Linked DNA regions of Homo sapiens: region 2 is linked to region 1. The links are chromatin loops, found by intact Hi-C in ENCODE. Cell type or tissue: prostate gland. All regions are shown on one strand.

What was found. Peaks named below come from ENCODE experiments on the same cell type or tissue, not always from the same donor. Only the 100,000 strongest peaks of a DNase experiment are listed, where the experiment ranks them.
Region 2: it touches region 1 in a loop (4-fold over the local background); 46 of 110 quality-filtered maps call a loop at or near these places.

The regions. Positions count from the first base shown.
Region 1 is chr17:80,004,337-80,012,336 of GRCh38, reverse strand. TBC1D16 (TBC1 domain family member 16) reads left to right here. Exons shown (of 12, transcript NM_019020.4): 3 at 1,580-2,177. Among named protein-coding and RNA genes, the nearest start is that of TBC1D16, 28 kb to the left of the region's middle. In prostate gland, CTCF peaks have their summits at 3,753 (motif pointing left), 6,157 and 6,356 (motif pointing left); DNase peaks (open chromatin) are centred at 3,686 and 6,361; H3K27ac peaks cover 2,500 bases.
Region 2 is chr17:80,078,047-80,086,046 of GRCh38, reverse strand. CCDC40 (coiled-coil domain 40 molecular ruler complex subunit) reads right to left here. Exons shown (of 20, transcript NM_017950.4): 11 at 4,258-4,501; 12 at 3,989-4,171; 13 at 1,059-1,304; 14 at 1-44. Among named protein-coding and RNA genes, the nearest start is that of MIR1268B, 17 kb to the left of the region's middle. RefSeq lists an enhancer at 3,090-3,591. In prostate gland, a CTCF peak has its summit at 3,217 (motif pointing left); a DNase peak (open chromatin) is centred at 3,206.

The DNA.
Region 1 (8,000 bases):
CCCCTCGACCCGGAGGTTGCCTGGCCTGAGGGTGTTCTAGAGAGAGAGACCAGGGAGTAGCCACCTCGGACCCTCTTGCCGATCTCAAAGGATGTGGAAACACTTCTCAGCCTCAGGCTCATGTTATCCTAATGCCCAGCTGGCTGACATTCCCCAAATTTCCCAGCCTGTTTTGGCAACAGGAGCAGTGCTTAGGAGATTCTAGGGGTCTGAGTTGTAGAGGCCTGGAGAGTGGGTGGGGGAGGCCCAGGAATCAGGATATCCTGAAACTGCGTGGTGCTGGGTTAGGAAATGCCACCTCCCCCCAGAACTGAGCACCCACCCACTTGCTCTGGCCCAGGAGAAATCCCTCCTCCCATGTCACCAGCAACCCCGTGTGTGACATCAATGCTCATCTGCAAAGGTGGCCCCTTCCTCAAACAATCTGCATTAAAAAAATGCCATGAGTGCCACTGATGATTGGAAAAGGCCCAAATACCACCCAGCTTGGATGAATTTTTTTTTTTTTTTTGAGACGGAGTCTCGCTCTGTCATCCAGGCTGGAGTGCAGTGGTGCAATCTCGGCTCACTGCAAGCTCCGTCTCCTGGGTTCACGCCATTCTCCTGCCTCAGCCTCCCAAGTAGCTGGGACTACAGGCGCCCACCATCACGCCCGGCTAATTTTTTGTACATTTAGTAGAGACAGGGTTTCACCATGTTAGCCACGATGGTCTCGATCTCCTGACCTCGTGATCCACCCGCCTTGGCCTCCCAAAGTGCTGGGATTACAGGCGTGAGCCATCACGCCTGGCTGTATGAATTCTTTTTGTGAAACAGAATGAAGTCTCCAGCCTCCATCCCTCCTAACAGTGCTGTAAAGCCATGAAGCTGGGCACCTGGGCCGCTGGGCTCACACAGACAGGGAGGCTGCAGGCAGGTGAGCCCTGGGGCCAGGGTCAGGGCTCTGAACACAGGGAGAGCCCCTGGTGTACTTGGAAAGGTGCATGGCAAGCCTGAGTTCGTGGCTCATCGCCTGTAATCCTAGCACTTTGGGAGGCTGAGGTGGGCGGTTCGCTTGAGCTCAGGCGTTTGAGACTAGCCTGGGCAACATAGTGAAACCTTATTTCTACCAAAAAAAAAAAAAAAAAAATTAGCTGGGTGTGGTGGTGTGCACCTGTAGTCCCAGCTACTCGGGAGCTGAGGTGGGAGGATTGCTTGAGCCTAGGAGGTGGGGGTTGCAGTAAGCTGAGATTGTGCCACTGCACTCCAGCTTGAGACACAGAGCGAGACCCTGTCTCAAAGAAAAAAGAAACAAACCCAAAAACCAAAAAGAAAGGCGCATGGCAGGCCGGTGCTTGGGGACCAGTGCCCCCTGGATCTGCCGGAAGTGTGTGTTCTTAAAAAACACGCATAGCTGGAATTCATTTCAAGCTCCACAGTTTCCCTCTAGTGTTTTTGCTCAGGGCCAGGCTGTATCTGAGGCCGGACTGGCACTTTACTAAAGGGCAGTGGCCTCTCCGAGCAGCTCGCCAAAGGTACCACAAGGGCCTCATCCACAGCCTCCTGGCCTCTAACGTGCCATCCCCCTGGCTCCTCACAGGTTACCTGTGCTTGTACATGGAGAAGGATGAGATGCTGGGAGCCACCCTCATCCTGGCATGGGTCCCCAACTCTCGCATCCAGAGGCAGGACGAGGAGGCCCTGCGCTACATCACACCCGAGAGCTCCCCCGTTCGCAAGGCACCCCGCCCTCGGGGCCGGCGCACCCGGAGCTCAGGAGCCTCCCACCAGCCCTCCCCGACGGAGCTGCGGCCTACCCTGACCCCCAAAGATGAGGACATCCTGGTGGTGGCCCAGAGTGTTCCAGACCGCATGCTCGCCAGCCCTGCGCCAGAGGATGAGGAGAAGCTGGCGCAGGGCTTGGGGGTGGATGGTGCCCAGCCAGCCTCGCAGCCTGCTTGCAGCCCCTCCGGGATCTTGTCGACGGTCAGTCCGCAGGATGTCACCGAGGAGGGGCGGGAGCCGCGGCCCGAGGCCGGGGAGGAGGATGGCTCTTTGGAACTGTCAGCCGAGGGCGTGAGCAGAGACAGCTCCTTTGACTCAGACTCAGACACCTTCTCCTCGCCCTTCTGCCTCTCGCCCATCAGCGCGGCGCTGGCCGAGAGCCGCGGCTCCGTGTTTCTGGAAAGTGACAGCAGGTGAGTTCCTGGTTCTGGGCGTGGGCTCTCGGGAGGCCCCCAAGGCCTGACCTGGGCAGGAAGCACTCACCTGCGTCACCTGTGATGCCAGGTGAGCGCTGGAGGCATCTGCCCGACCTGCCCGCGGCTGTGGCCGTGGCTGTGGCAGGAGCCCCTCCCTGAGGCAAGGGCTTCAGCAGGGAGTCCCCACTTTACACCCCACTGAGAGGACTGTGAAGGGTGCGTCGGGGTGTCCACATTCTTCTCTCTCCTTGAGACTCACTAGGACTAAACAGGCCCTACCAGGTCTGATGGGCCCATGACCAAGGCTAAGCCCCCGGGAGTCCTGGTCCCTTCTGTTCCCATCACCGGAGGGGCAGGAGATTTTCAGTCCCCAAGCGAGTGCCCAAGAGGCCCGGGTGGCATCATTAGGCTCACGCACAGGGCTGGCCCAAGCCCAGATGTGCTGGTCTCCAGCTCCCCGCTCTGCCCTGCAGCCCACTGGGCACGTGACCTGGCCCCCTGTGGTCCCCGGAGGCTTCAGCCTCCCTCTTTCTCATAGCTGTGGAGGATGGATGTAGTCCCGGGGCAGTGTTGACCATATTCACCCGACTTGGCAGCCGCTATGCACCCTGGGGAGTCCAGCCAGAGTATCTGGACTCCTTGCTGGCCACACTTGCAGGAGCTAGAGTTGGGCCCGTGCCCTGCGGTGGGTTCCCTGGGCCTTGGAACCCAAAGAGACCTTCCTGAGTGGGGAGGGTTGCATGGTGCCACGAGGGCCCTCATGGCCTTGGGGTGAGTGCCCGTGTGGTCGCATAAGCCCGGAGCCCCAGAGCCAGCACAGGGGGCCTGCATCCGACTTCCACAGCCCCTTCCTATGCCCCGGCTGTGGTCCTTACGCTCATTAGATTTCTGGGCAAATAATGGTGGTGACCACAGACAACAGTAAGAGCCGACATCAGTCAGCGAGCAGGTCATTAACTGTTGAGCTCGTGGTGTGAGCCGGGCGCATGCTGGACGTGGGTGGTCTGGGTCTCGCCTGGGCGCTGGACACCGTGGGCTATGGATGGTACGTGTGTGCTTTCCACAGCCCCACGCCCCGTGAGGTGGGCCCTCCTATTATCCCCTGCTATCGAAGGGGAAAGGGCGGCTCGGAGAAGGTCAGCAGCTTGCCAGGGGTCTCCCAGCCAGTGCCCGGGCCAAGCTGGGATGTGAACCCAGCTGGGTCTGCCCCAGGGCTGCAGCATAAAAGGTCACCCCAGGCCGATTAAGCCGGGGAGTGGTGGGGCATGAAGTAAGGACACAGGCTTTGCTGGCCTCAGCAGGGGTGACTGTGGGACGGGTTCTTCCCTGATTTTATCCCTCCAGTAAAGATGCAGTCCATTAGAGCCCCAGGGTGAACCGATAACATTCATCTCAGTTATTGGAGAGTGCAGATAAAAGGAAGCCGTGAGCCGTAACTGAGGACTCCAGGTGCCAGGAGGCTTGCTGAGCTGGGTGGCGTCAGGCGCCAGGGAACCCGAGGAGGTGTGGGGGAGGCGGGGCCCGAACTCTGGTCCTGGCCTGGGTCCCGCAGGCCGGACTCAGTCGGAGCTCCCCCTGGTGGTGCCAGGCCAACAGTGCAGCAGAACCTGCAGGCGTCCCCGTGTCCCTGCATCCCCAGGGCCCAGGCGAGGGGAAGGTCCCAGTTGTGTCTCAGAGAGGTGGTGGGGTTGGCCCACGGTCTTGGGGCTGAGGATTCTGTGGCAGAACCACAACCAGAAGCTGGCCGGTCAGCTCTCTGTCCCGCAGCCCCATCTCGTAGGGAGCTCAAGTTTAGGAGTTAGGGAGTTGAGTGCCGGTTGAGTCCTGGCATCACTGGTTAGTGTGAACCTGGGAAATTCTTTCTTTTCTTGGAGCCTCGGTTTCCCTGTTTGTAAGATGAGGCTGGTAATATCCACTTTCTGGGGGTATTGTGAGAATGCACCCCGGTTCGCTTTTCCCCGCCCTTCGCCTTGCTGGTTCTTCAACCTGGCTGCATGTGGGGGTTCCTGGGGGAGCCTTTAGACGCTGATGCCCAGGTCCCTCCAGGTTCTTCTAGAGCAGTGATTCTCACCCGGGGCCGAGTCTGTGCCCAGGGGGTGTATGGCAATGCCAGGAGACACTTTTTTTTTTTTTTTATCACAACTGAGGGTGGGGATGTATTGGCATCAGTGGGCAGCGGACAGGCGTGCTGTGCACTCACTCTGGAAGCCAGGCTGTCCCTCTGCCTGGGACCCACCGGGGGCCGCCCATCATTTTCAGGATGAAGCACCATCTCCTTCACTCGGGGTCCAAGGCCCATCACCATCTGGCCCTGCTGAGCGATGCTGCCTGCCTCCCCACCCCCCACTGTGCACACCTCCAAGTTCGTCGTCCTCTCTGCCTCTAGATCTTGTGGGGCTCTCTCTGCCTCATGCCTTTGGCTAGGGATCCCCTCTACCTAGGCTTCCTCCTTCCCCTCTCTCCTAACCGGCCAGCTTATATGTTTGAGACTCAGCTCCTGGGGCGAGGCACCTTCATGTCAGCTTTTGGGGGAGGCTTCTCTATTCCCCCGAACCCTGGGCTGAGGAGGGCCCTCCCCATGGCCCCCTTCTCTGCTCTGACACTCGAGTCCCCACTGAGACACCCTGTCCGCCTGTCCGTCCCCAGCTGCTGGGAGGCAGATGGTGGTGAAGGAGTAAATTTTGGGGTCCGACAGATCTGTTTCCAGTCCTGGCATCATCCTGAGTTATGTGTGATCTTGTGGCCATTACCTCCCACATCCAAAACGCAGATGCCTCACGGGTGTGAAGTGCGGCCAAGAACCCCCTTGTAGGGCAGAGTCGGCGTGAGGGTTGAGCACCAGCCTGGGGTATGGGGTCAGCGAGCCTGGCCTGGGACTCGTCCCCACCCGGAGACCGTGCTGGGGGGTGCTTACCACAGCCCGGCCCTGCTCCTGATGAAGGCTCAGAAAATGCCTCTTGGCCACATGGCCGCGGGCTCGGTGTGGCTCGCACCTCAGGCCTGTGTCAGCCCGGTCCAGGGGAGGCTCGCTGAACGTGGCGAGTTGCAGCTTTGTGCTGGGACGAGGTGGATGTGGATGGGACTCTCCCCACCCCGCCAGAAGCGTGTGCTTCAGTGCAAGGCTGGAGTGAAAACAGCCTGTCTCCAAGACAGACTGCTGAGAGCTTTCTTTTTATTTTTAAAAAGTAGATATGGAGGCCGGGCACTGTGACTCACGCCTGTAATCCCAGCACTTTGGGAGGCCAAGGTGGGTGGATTGCTTGAGCCTAGGAGTTCAAGACCAGCCTGGGGAAAATGGCAAAACCTCATCTCTATAAAAAATACATAAAAATTAGCTGGGCATAGTGGTGCATGCCTATGGTCCCAGCTACTCAGGAGGCTGAGGCAGGAGGATGGCTTAAGCCTGGGAGGTGAAGGCTGCAGTGAGCTGTGATCATGCCACTGCACTCCAGCCTGGGTGACAGAGAGATACTCTGTCTGGAAAAAAAAAAAGAAAGAAAGAAAAAGAAAAGCAGACATGGATTCTGAAAGGGGCTGGGCGAGCCCTGGAATCTGCATTTCCCTGGTCTTTCCTTGCTCCTGTGCGCTTCTGGCCCCCACCACATGGTAGACCCAGGAAGCAGAGGTGGTGCTCCTTGCCCCATCCCCATCCCCCGGGGCCTTCGTATGATGGGACTGGAGATCCTTGGCTAAGGTGGTTAATTGTCCTAGACGCTGTAGAGCAGGCGTCCCCAGCCCGGCTGCCCATGAGAATGCCCTGGGCAGCTTTAAAAATCCTGATGCCCAGGCTGCACCCAGACCAATTAAACTAGGATCGCTGGGGTGGCGCCCAGGCATGGGAATGTTTTGAACTTCCTGGGGGTTTCTGAAGTGCACGTAGCGTTGAGAACCCCTGCTGTGAAGGGGCTGAGAGAGAGAGAGAGAGAGAGAAAGAAAGAGAGAAAGAGAGCGAGAGAGCGAGAGAGAGCGAGAGCGCTCCTGGTGCTCTGGGGTGGGGAGGGGTGTCAGGGCCGAGGACCCCAGATGACTGGCCATCCCGCCAGGCAGGGGTGTTGGTGAGGACTCGGGTGCACCCATCGCCACTCTGAGCGGTGGGGCGTCTATTAATAATTAACCCGGAGTTGAGTCCCCCCGGAGGGCAGAGCAGGTAGGCTGGCTCGAGGGTCCCCTCTAGTGGTGGATCTGAAGAACTGCATGTGCAGGCTGCGTGTCTGGCTGAGATTGGCCAGGAGGGACAACTCCCCCACCCCACCCCGGGGGCCTAGGGTCCCCCAGGTATATGGTTATTTGGCAAGTAGTTCACAGAAGAGCTTAGGGGTTAGAAATGGCAGTATCCCCCGGGCTGCCCACATTCGTGTGCTACCTGTAGAGTATGGCCAGGTGGGGTCTGCATGCTGGAAGGTGAGCCCACCTACTAAACCCAGAGGTCTCCTTTGGAAGCCCCAGGCCCCAGGCCCCAGTCCAGCGACGGCCTGGAAATCCTTGACCAAGTGAGTATTCGAGGCTGACTTGGGGGATGGGGTGATACGGAGAGCTGCTGTCGCCAATGCGTCGTCCTGCCTCCCCGCCCTGAGACCCCAAGACCCTGAGCTTCCCCGAGCCGGGGGTGAGCCCTGGGCTATCTTGGTCCTGTGCCCTCCTCAGTGTCAGAAAGCAAGGCTCTCGGGTGTGCTGGGGAGGGTGACCACCAAGCGCGACTGGTCATCCTGCCCTTGGTTTCTGTGCTGGAAGCTACCGTCCAGCCTAAAAGGCCAGTTGGGCGAGGGTGTGGAATAACGGGGCGCCATGGGGCTGGTACCGTGTCCACTGACCCTGCCCCGGGGATGTGCATTGGTGACCTGGATAAAGAACTGAAACAAGCCTGGGCAACATAGCGAGACCCCGTCTCTACCAAAAAGAAAAAAAAATTAGCTGGGTGTGGTGGTGCACACCTTTAATCCAAGCTGCTACTCCGGAGGCTGAGGCAGGAGGACTGCTTGAGCCTGGGAGGTGGAGGCTGCAGTGAGCCATGATCGCACCAGTGCACTCAAGCCTGGGTGACAGAGTGAGACCTTGTCAAAAACAAAAACAACAACAACAAAAACAAGAACAACAAAAACACCAGATTCTGCTCCCTAAGTGAAAATGTCTCCTCTGGACCTCATCCTAAGAAAGAATCCAAATTACAGATAGAAAGGCCAAAGTGGCCGGCACGTGGCTTAAGCCTGTAATTCCAGCGCTTTGGGAGGCTAAGGTGGGCAGATCACTTGAGGTTGGCAGTTGGAGGCCAGCGTGGTCAACACCGTAAAACCCCATCTCAACTAAAAATACAAAAATTAGTTCAGCATGGTGGCACATGCCTGTAATCCCAGCTACTTGGGAAGCTCAGGCACGAGAATCGCTTGAACTTGGGAGGCAGAGGTTGCAGTGAGCCGAGATGGTGCCCCTGCACTCCAGCCTGGGTGACAGAGCTAGACCTTGTCTCAAAAGAAAATAAAAGTAGAAAGACAAACGCTTCTGCATGAAGATGTTCATCGTGGTATTCCTTACAGTGGGGAAAAAGGAGCAGAACATAAGAATCCAACGGCAGAGGAGGTGGACCGACTAAGGTCCCTCTAAGGTCCCTCTGTTGGATCAGGGAGTTTTCAAACCTGGGCTCACGAACCCCTGAGATCTTACCCCACTTTTTTTTATATGAGGAGGAGGCACCATCTGACTTCCCAGAAGGTCTGTGACCTGTAAAACGTTCAGAAGCTCGGTGCTGCCAGATAGGAGAAGATGTGGTATTGACAAGGACTGTCAAATGGTCCATGCAGTGTTGCAGTGTGGAAATTTAGAGTG
Region 2 (8,000 bases), 74 kb before region 1:
CTCAGCCTTTTGATTTCAAGCTCCAGGGGCCCCACTTCTTCCCCCTAGACCGGATATTCATCAAAAAGCAAAATTAGGGCTGGGCGCAGTGACTCACGCCTGTAATTCCAGCACTTTGGGAGGCTGAGGCGGGTGGATCACCCGAGGTCAGGAGTTCAAGACCAGCCTGGCCAACAGGGTGAAACCCCGTCTCTACCCAAAATACAAAAATTAGCCAGGTGTGCTGGTGCACACCTGTGGTCCCAGCTACTTGGAAGGCTGAGGCAGGAGAATCGCTTGAACTCAGGAGGCAGATGTGCAGTGAGCAAGATGGCACCACTGCACTCCAGCCTGGGCAATAGAGCAAGACTCCGTCTCAGAAAAAAAAAAAAAAAAAAAAAGCAAAATTAGCCTTCTTGGGCTCAAAGGTCTTTGTGAGTGGGCTGCAGAGGGCCTGGAACCCTGAGGTCATGAAACTGGACGAAGGCCGAGGGGCTCAAGTTAGCTCTCAGCAGGGCCGCAAGCCACAGACCCCGCTGGAGGAAATATGGCTAAGGGGCTCTGGAGCCCCCTCTAGCTTCCCCATGGTGGGTGCGCTGGCAGGGTGGGTGGGGCCTCTGGAACCCAAAGGGGCTTTGAGAGTACAGGGACCTGGATGACGTATATGGCATCAGGCCTCAAACGCATTAGGCCACTTTTCTTAGAGCAGCAGAATATTTCGTGCTGGGTGAAAATTATTTGGAATTCAGACTTCAGTGGCCTTGAATAACATCTGATTGGACACAGCCGTGCCCATTCCTTTACGTTTTACCTATGCTCCTTCTCGCTATGGAGGCAGAGCCGTGTCACTGCCAGAGAGACCAACTGGCCACAAAGCCGGAATACTCTCTGGCCTTGTGCAGAAAAATGTGACTTAGAGCGCTTGGCACACGTGCCATTTTGTCTGTAAAGCAGGTAGGGAAAGAGGCAGTTCTGTGCCTTCCAGGAGTTCATGTCTGACCGTGGGGGATCTGAGGGGGCTCTGCCCCACCAGGCACCACAGTCAGCCGGGGACCACGTCTCCCTGCCTGGGACCTCACCCCCAGCTCGGAGACCATCCGCTCCAGCTGCTTGTTGAGGAAGTTGATGAGCCCTTGCTTCCTCTCGATCAGGATCGTGCGCCGGGAGATCTCGCTCTGGCTGTTGGTGATGAGCTCGTTGACTTTCTTCACGTCCTGGTCCAGCTCCACCAGGGTCTTCTGGTGTGCGTCCAGCCTGCTGCTGGTGTGTGTGATGTCCAGGGTGGTCTGGGCAATGTCACCGTTGATTTTGGAAAGATGTGTCATCTGAATTGATGAAAAGAAATACCTGTGAATATTGCCCCCACCCAAGGCCCGGGACGAGTTTGCTGATCCACCGTTCCCTGACGGTCGGGATGTTCCTCTGGAGATATTCCAAACGCACAGTCACGAGTGCAGGAGGCTGGATTTCCCACTGTCTCCAGGACCCAGCAAGGGACCTACTTGTTGGAACCCAGATGTTGGCTTTTTACAGAAAAGAGAGATCATGGTATTAGCTTTTCTTATTGATGTGGTTTGGCTGTGTCCCCACTCACATCTCATCTTGAATTGTGTCCCCATAATCCCACATGTCAAGGGAGGGCCCCTGTGGGAGGTGACTGGACCATGGGGGCCGCTACCCCCATGCTGTTCTCATGATAGTGAGTTCTCATGAGATCTGATGGTTTTGTGTGTTTGACGGTTCCTGCTTCACACACACTCTCTCTCCTGCTGCCTTGTGAAGGAGGTGCCTGTTTCGCCTTTTGCCATGATTGTAAGTTTCCTGAGGCCTCCCCAGCCATGCAGAACTGTCAGTCAATTAAACCTCTTTCCTTTATCAGTTATCCAGTCTTAGGTATTTCCTACAGCAGTGTGAGATCAGACTAACACACTTCTTAAATCGTAGCACACACATTGTGAGGAAATGTGAAAATACAGGCCAGGACAGAGAACACATTCAATTGCCTGCAATTCTGACACAAGTTAGCTACCATTCCCATCTGAATCCATTTTTCCTCCCAGTCTTTTCTATATAATTCTCCAAAATAAAAATAGGATCACACCCTACACACTGGGTGCTAACCTGCTTTTTAATCTGGTAAGTCGGGTCTTATGTTCCTGTGCTCTGTAAGCTGTAATGGCTGTGCTGTACTCTATCACATTTGCAGCATAGTTTATGAAGCAAGAAGCAATTGTTAGACACTGGTTCCTCCATGCGTTCTGACCCCTCCTGCTGTCCGGCAGGTCTGAGCCGCCAGTGCTGGCCTCCTCTGTGGGCTCTTTGGAGGCATTAGACAGACTTTGGATCCCTTCTGGCAACGGGGGGTTTATCGAGAGGACGTTTGTGATAATCAGGAGTGAGGCAGTGGCAGTCACAGCTGCAATGGTGTGGCCAAAGCTGCTCTGGGAACAGGGAGATGCTGTCACCACCAGGACAGGGTCCTCTTCCCCAGGGCATGGTTCTAACAGGTGGCCTCGGGCCCTGTGTCTGCCCTGAGCACCCCTGCCCGTCGGCTCCTGCCACACAAGGCCTTGGCTCTCTCACGACTGTGGCTCCTGCCTACCCCAGCCTCCTCAGGGCCATCTGAGCTTCTCCTCCCGCCACGCCTGTGGGCTCCATGTCTCTCACTGGCCACCACGGGCGGCTTCCCAGGAGACCCAATGTCCCCAGGTGGTGGAACCCAGACCCTGCCCACCTGGAGTGGAAGCTTCCGGCATCTGGAGTTGTGTGGCAATGTCAGCTCGCAGCCTCCTCCTCTGCCAAGTTCACCCTGAGATCTGGGCCCCCCAAGGACTCCCTGCCTCCCCCCTCCCCAACTGCCCTGCAGGGGCTATGGCTCCAAGTCCCCTTCAGTCCCTCCCCGTCACAGCCGGGCCTGCACCCCCGCTCCACTCCTGGCTGTTTGTGGTCTCTGTGGAGCCCACCCTGGCTCCCCCTAGGCATCTACACCATCCCTGGATTAACTGCCTGGACCCCGTGGTTGACCCCAGCTCCGGATGGGTGGTCCCGCCCATCCACACTTTGCTCCTCCTCCCAGATATGCCTCCCCACCCCACCTTCTATCAGCCCATGAGGCTTTGAGCAGTTCAAACATCGTGTCGGGGGTACTCTTTTCAGCAGCTGGACTGGCATCGGTTGGAAAATTGTCGTAATAGACGAATGTGTTGGTCCAAGACTCTTTGCTGCCCTCTTCTGGAAACTGGCAGCAAAACACGTATGACCTATCGGGCTGCCCAGACAGGGGCTCGGCGGGGGCCCGGGGGCCTGGGGATTGGGAACTGGACTTGGCTGGTAGCAGCACGGCTGGATGGGCTCCTTCACACCCACCACGCCCTTCAGCTCTGCCTGGCCAGCTCCTTTCCCACCCCTCAGGAGGGCAAAACCGGCAGAGCTTGGCATCGGGAATCTGTCACCCTCCTCTGAGACTAAAATGGGGACTGTTGGGCAGGCCCCACTGCTAGGATGTGCTCTGGAAATGGTGGAGCCTGTGGTAGCCTCTGGGGGTCCTCCAAAGGGGCCTGCTTGAGGCGGGGTGTTGGGGAGGCGGTCACCCCTCGGGAAGAGGCAAAGAAAAAACAATTCAAGTAAGGAATTGTTTTTTCTAAGGACACAAGTCCCCTCCACCCCCACCACAGGTGATAAAGGATAAAGCAAGATCCCAGGGGATGCGAACATGAGCTCACAATTGGGGGTTCCCTGCCATGGACGTCGAAGTCACACTCCAGGTCCCCCCAGGGAAATCAGCCTTTGGCTGGCAGCTGGCCATGCGGTGGCTCACGCCTGGCCTATTTCTAGGTTTTCTACAGTAAAAATGTATCACCCTTACAACCTGAACACCATGGAAAGGAGTGAGCACAGGAGGGCCCTCTGCTCACACTGACTCCGCCCTCTCCGCCTCCAGGACGGCTTGCCCTCATATGCCCAGGCTGCAGGGGGCTTCGCACAGCCCCTCCCTGGGGCAGGGGCCTACCATGTTGGTCTTCTCCTTCTGCAGCCTCAGGATGAGCTGGTTGAAGTATTTGGTGGTCTTGTTGGAGGTCATGTGCTCCTGCAGCTTCTCCCGGATGGCAGCATCCGTCTTCCTCCTGAGCTCCAGCTCGCCCTGGATGGCTTGGCGGATGGCCTGCAACTCCTCCGTGAGTATCATTTGTTCCTGGAGACAAGGAGCCACAGGGTGCACGTGCCTGAAGAGGCACCACCGTGCGCCAGGTGTGACCTGTGGGGCGGGCCCGGCCTCACCAGCTGGTCCTGGCTGAGGGCATCCTCTGTGTCCTGCAGGGTGAGCCTGTAGGTATTGAACTGGCTCTGCAGGGCCACCTGCTTGGTCAGGCACTGGGTGGTGAGCTTCTGCAGCAGTGTGGCTTCCGTCTCTGTCCGGTTCAGGATGCTCGCCAGCTTCTCGTTCTTTTCTTCCTCCTTCATGATGGATTTCTTATAGGCCTCAATCTCGCCGTCGGTGGATTTGGCTTGATGCTGGCATCCTCTGTAGAAATGCAGCGGGGAGAGCCAGTTACGTGTGAGACATCAGAGAGCCAGTGCACAGAGCTGCGCCCCACACGAGGGAGCTCACTAAGGCGAACTCAATGCACAGAGAAATAAATTAGGAAGCCAACTCTTATTTATTTATTTATTTATTTATTTTTTGAGACAGAGTCTCACTCTGTAACCCAGGCTGAAATACAGTGGTGCGATCTCGGTTCACTGCAACCTCCGCCTGCCGGGTTCAAGCGAGTCTCATGCCTCAACCTCTTGAGTGGCTGGGATTACAGGTGTGCGCCACCATGCCCGGCTAATTTTTAAACTCTATTTGTAGAGATGGGGTTTCACCGTGTTGCCCAGGCTGGTCTCCAACTCCTGAGCTCAAGCAATGTGCCTGCCTTGGCCTCCCAAAGTGCTGGGATTACAGGTGTGAGCCGCTGCACCCAGCAGGAAACCAACTCTTTTAATAGCAGCCAAATCTTTAAAAAATTTTTATGGATAGATTGGCACATATTTGAGAGGTACATGCGATATTTTGACACAAGCATACAGCATGTCATGATCAAATCAGGGGAACCGGCCATCTATCACCTCACACATGATCCTTCCTTCGTGTTGAGAACATTCCAAATCTTTTCCTCTAGCTATTCAGAAATATACACTAACTTACCGTGAACTGTAGTCACTGTGACATGCTATTGAACACTGGGCCTTGTTCCTTCTCCCTCACTGTATTTTTGCAGCCAATAGCCAAATCTTGACTATTATTTTCAAATAGATCAAGAGAACTATTATCTATTGAAAGCCCAAGTTGACAACTCTTTTGTACTGTGATTATGGGGAGAAGGAAAGTGACGCATGGGTCAGACGTTGGGCTAGGGGTTCTCATCTGCCCACCTTCCTTAACCATGACAATAATCCTAGGAAGGAAATAGTCCAGCTTTACAGATGTGGCCATTGAGACTCAGAGCATTTCAATCACTAGCCCAAGGTCTGCAGGAAACAGCGTGGCTGAGGGAACACCAGTGGGCCCACTTCAAATTCTATTGTCTTTCCCCTCGGCATGCTGCGATGAGATACCTGTAATTAACGTCAAGCTCTAAAACACAGATATCGGATAATCAGATCTAAAATACTGATTCAAATGAAATAATCAGATTCAAATCCTGTATTTGTTGGAGTGCAGAGGCACGATCTTGCCTCACTGCAACCTCTGCCTCCTGGGTTCAAGTCATTCTTACGCCTCAGCATGAGGATTTGAATTTTGTGTGTGTGAGGCATGTTTTCCTATTATTCTGAGATGTTCTGCGGTACTTTAAACATTCCTTTCATTCCTTTCTTTCTTTTTTTTTTTTTGAGACAGTCTCTCACTCTGTTACCCAGGCTAGAGTGCAATGGCATGATCTCAGCTCACTGCAGCCTCAAGCCACTCAAGTAGCTGGGATTACAGGTGTGTGCCACCATGCCCAGCTAATTTTTGTATTTTTGTAGAGATGGGGTTTCACCATGTTGGCCAGGCTGGTCTTGAACTCCTGACCTCAAGTGATCCACCTGCCTCGGCCTCCCAAAGTGTTGGAATTACAGGTGTGGGCCACTGCGCCTGGCCATCCAGTATTTTTTTTTTTGAGACAGAGTCTCGCTCTGCCACTCAGGCTGGAGTACAGTGGCGCGATCTCGGCTGACTGCAACCTCCTGGGTTCAAGCGATTCTCATGCCTCAGCTGCCTGAGTAGCTGGGACCACAGGCGTGTGCCACCATGCCTGCCTATTTTTTTTTTTTTTTGTATTTTTAGTAGAGACAGGGTTTCGCCCTGTTGGCCAGGCTGGTCTCGAACTCCTGACCTCAAGTGATCCACCTGCCTCAGCTTCCCAAAGTGATGGGATTACAGGCATGAGCCACCGTGCCTGGTGATCCAGTATCTATTTTTAATGTGTGTGGATATTTATTGATCCACTGATGAGATCAGAAAAAGCCAAAAAACAGGAAAGGGCCTCATTATGGATCGATGAGGATGATTAAATTATGGCACAGGCATCATTTAGAACACAGTGTGAAGAGAACTGCAAAGAACAACGGTGATTTCTATGTGTTCTGACATGGAATAACTCTAAGACACAGCACAAGAAACACCAAGCTGCAGAGCGGGACACACTAAGCGGCCGCGGGTGATTTTTAAGTGGAGAGATAAACACCCGAGAATAATGCATATGTATGAACGAAATCTATCTGGAAAGACCTTTATGAAACAGTAACAGGTTGCTTGGGAAAGAGAATTGAAAGACTGGGGAGAGATGTGAGAAAAATATGGAAGGTATTATTCTAGTCCAAGAAGAAAGTACTTTCTGACTATTTGAATAAAAACTTATTCAAAGGATAAGACACTATCAATAGAGAAAGGAAGCCTGGCCCACATGACAAAACCCCATCTCTACTAAAAATACAAAAAAAATTAGCCGGGCGTGGTGGTGTGTGGCTGTGTTCACAGCTACTTGGTACACTGAGGCATGAGAATCACTTGAACCCAGGAGGCGGATGTTGCAGTAAGCTGAGATTGTTCCGCTGCACTCCAGCCCAGGTGATAGAGCAAGACTCTGACTCAAAAAAAAAAAAAAAAAAAGATACTGATACTGGAGAGATTTGCCATGTCCATGAAGCAGAAGATTTAATATTATTAAGGCCTCAATTCTCTTCAAACTGATCTATGGATTCAATGTAATTTCAGTTACATCCCAGAAGGCATTTTTTCCCCAGAAATTGACAAGCAAGTTTTAAAATTTAAATGGAAACCTAAAGGACCTAGAGTAACCAAAATAATTTTGTAAAACAACATCAAAGACTCAGACTATCTGATTTCAAGATTTTCCATAAAGCTCTAGTTAGAAAGACAATGTGGTATTGGTGAAAGAATGACAAAAAGATCAACGGAACAGAATAGAGAGTCTGGAAACAGACACACACACACAATACATTGATCTTTGACAAAGGTGTCACAGGATTTCAATACGGAAAGGACAGTCTTTTCAACAAGTGGTGCTGGGACAACTAGAGAGAGACACACAAAACCTGAGCCTGGACCCCGCTCATACCACAACAAACGTGAACTTGAAATGGACCAGATGCCTAAAAGCGAGACCTGGAAAACTTTAGTGGAAAACTTGGGAGAAAATCTTCGTGACCCTTAGACATTTCTTTTTCTTTCCTTTTTTTTTTTTTTTTTTTGAGACAGAGTCTCGCTCTGTTGCCCAGGCTGGAGTGCAGTGGCGTGATCTTGGCTCCCTGCAAGCTCCGCCTCCCAGGTTCATGCCATTCTCCTGCCTCACCCTCCCAAGTAGCTGGGACTACAGGCGCCCGCCACCACGCCCGGCTAATTTTTTGTATTTTTAGTAGAGATGGGGTTTCACCGTGTTAGCCAGGATGGTCTCAATCTCCTGACCTCGTGATCCGCCCACCTTGGCCTCCCAAAGTGCTGGGATTAGAGGCATGAGCCACACTGTGCCCGGCCT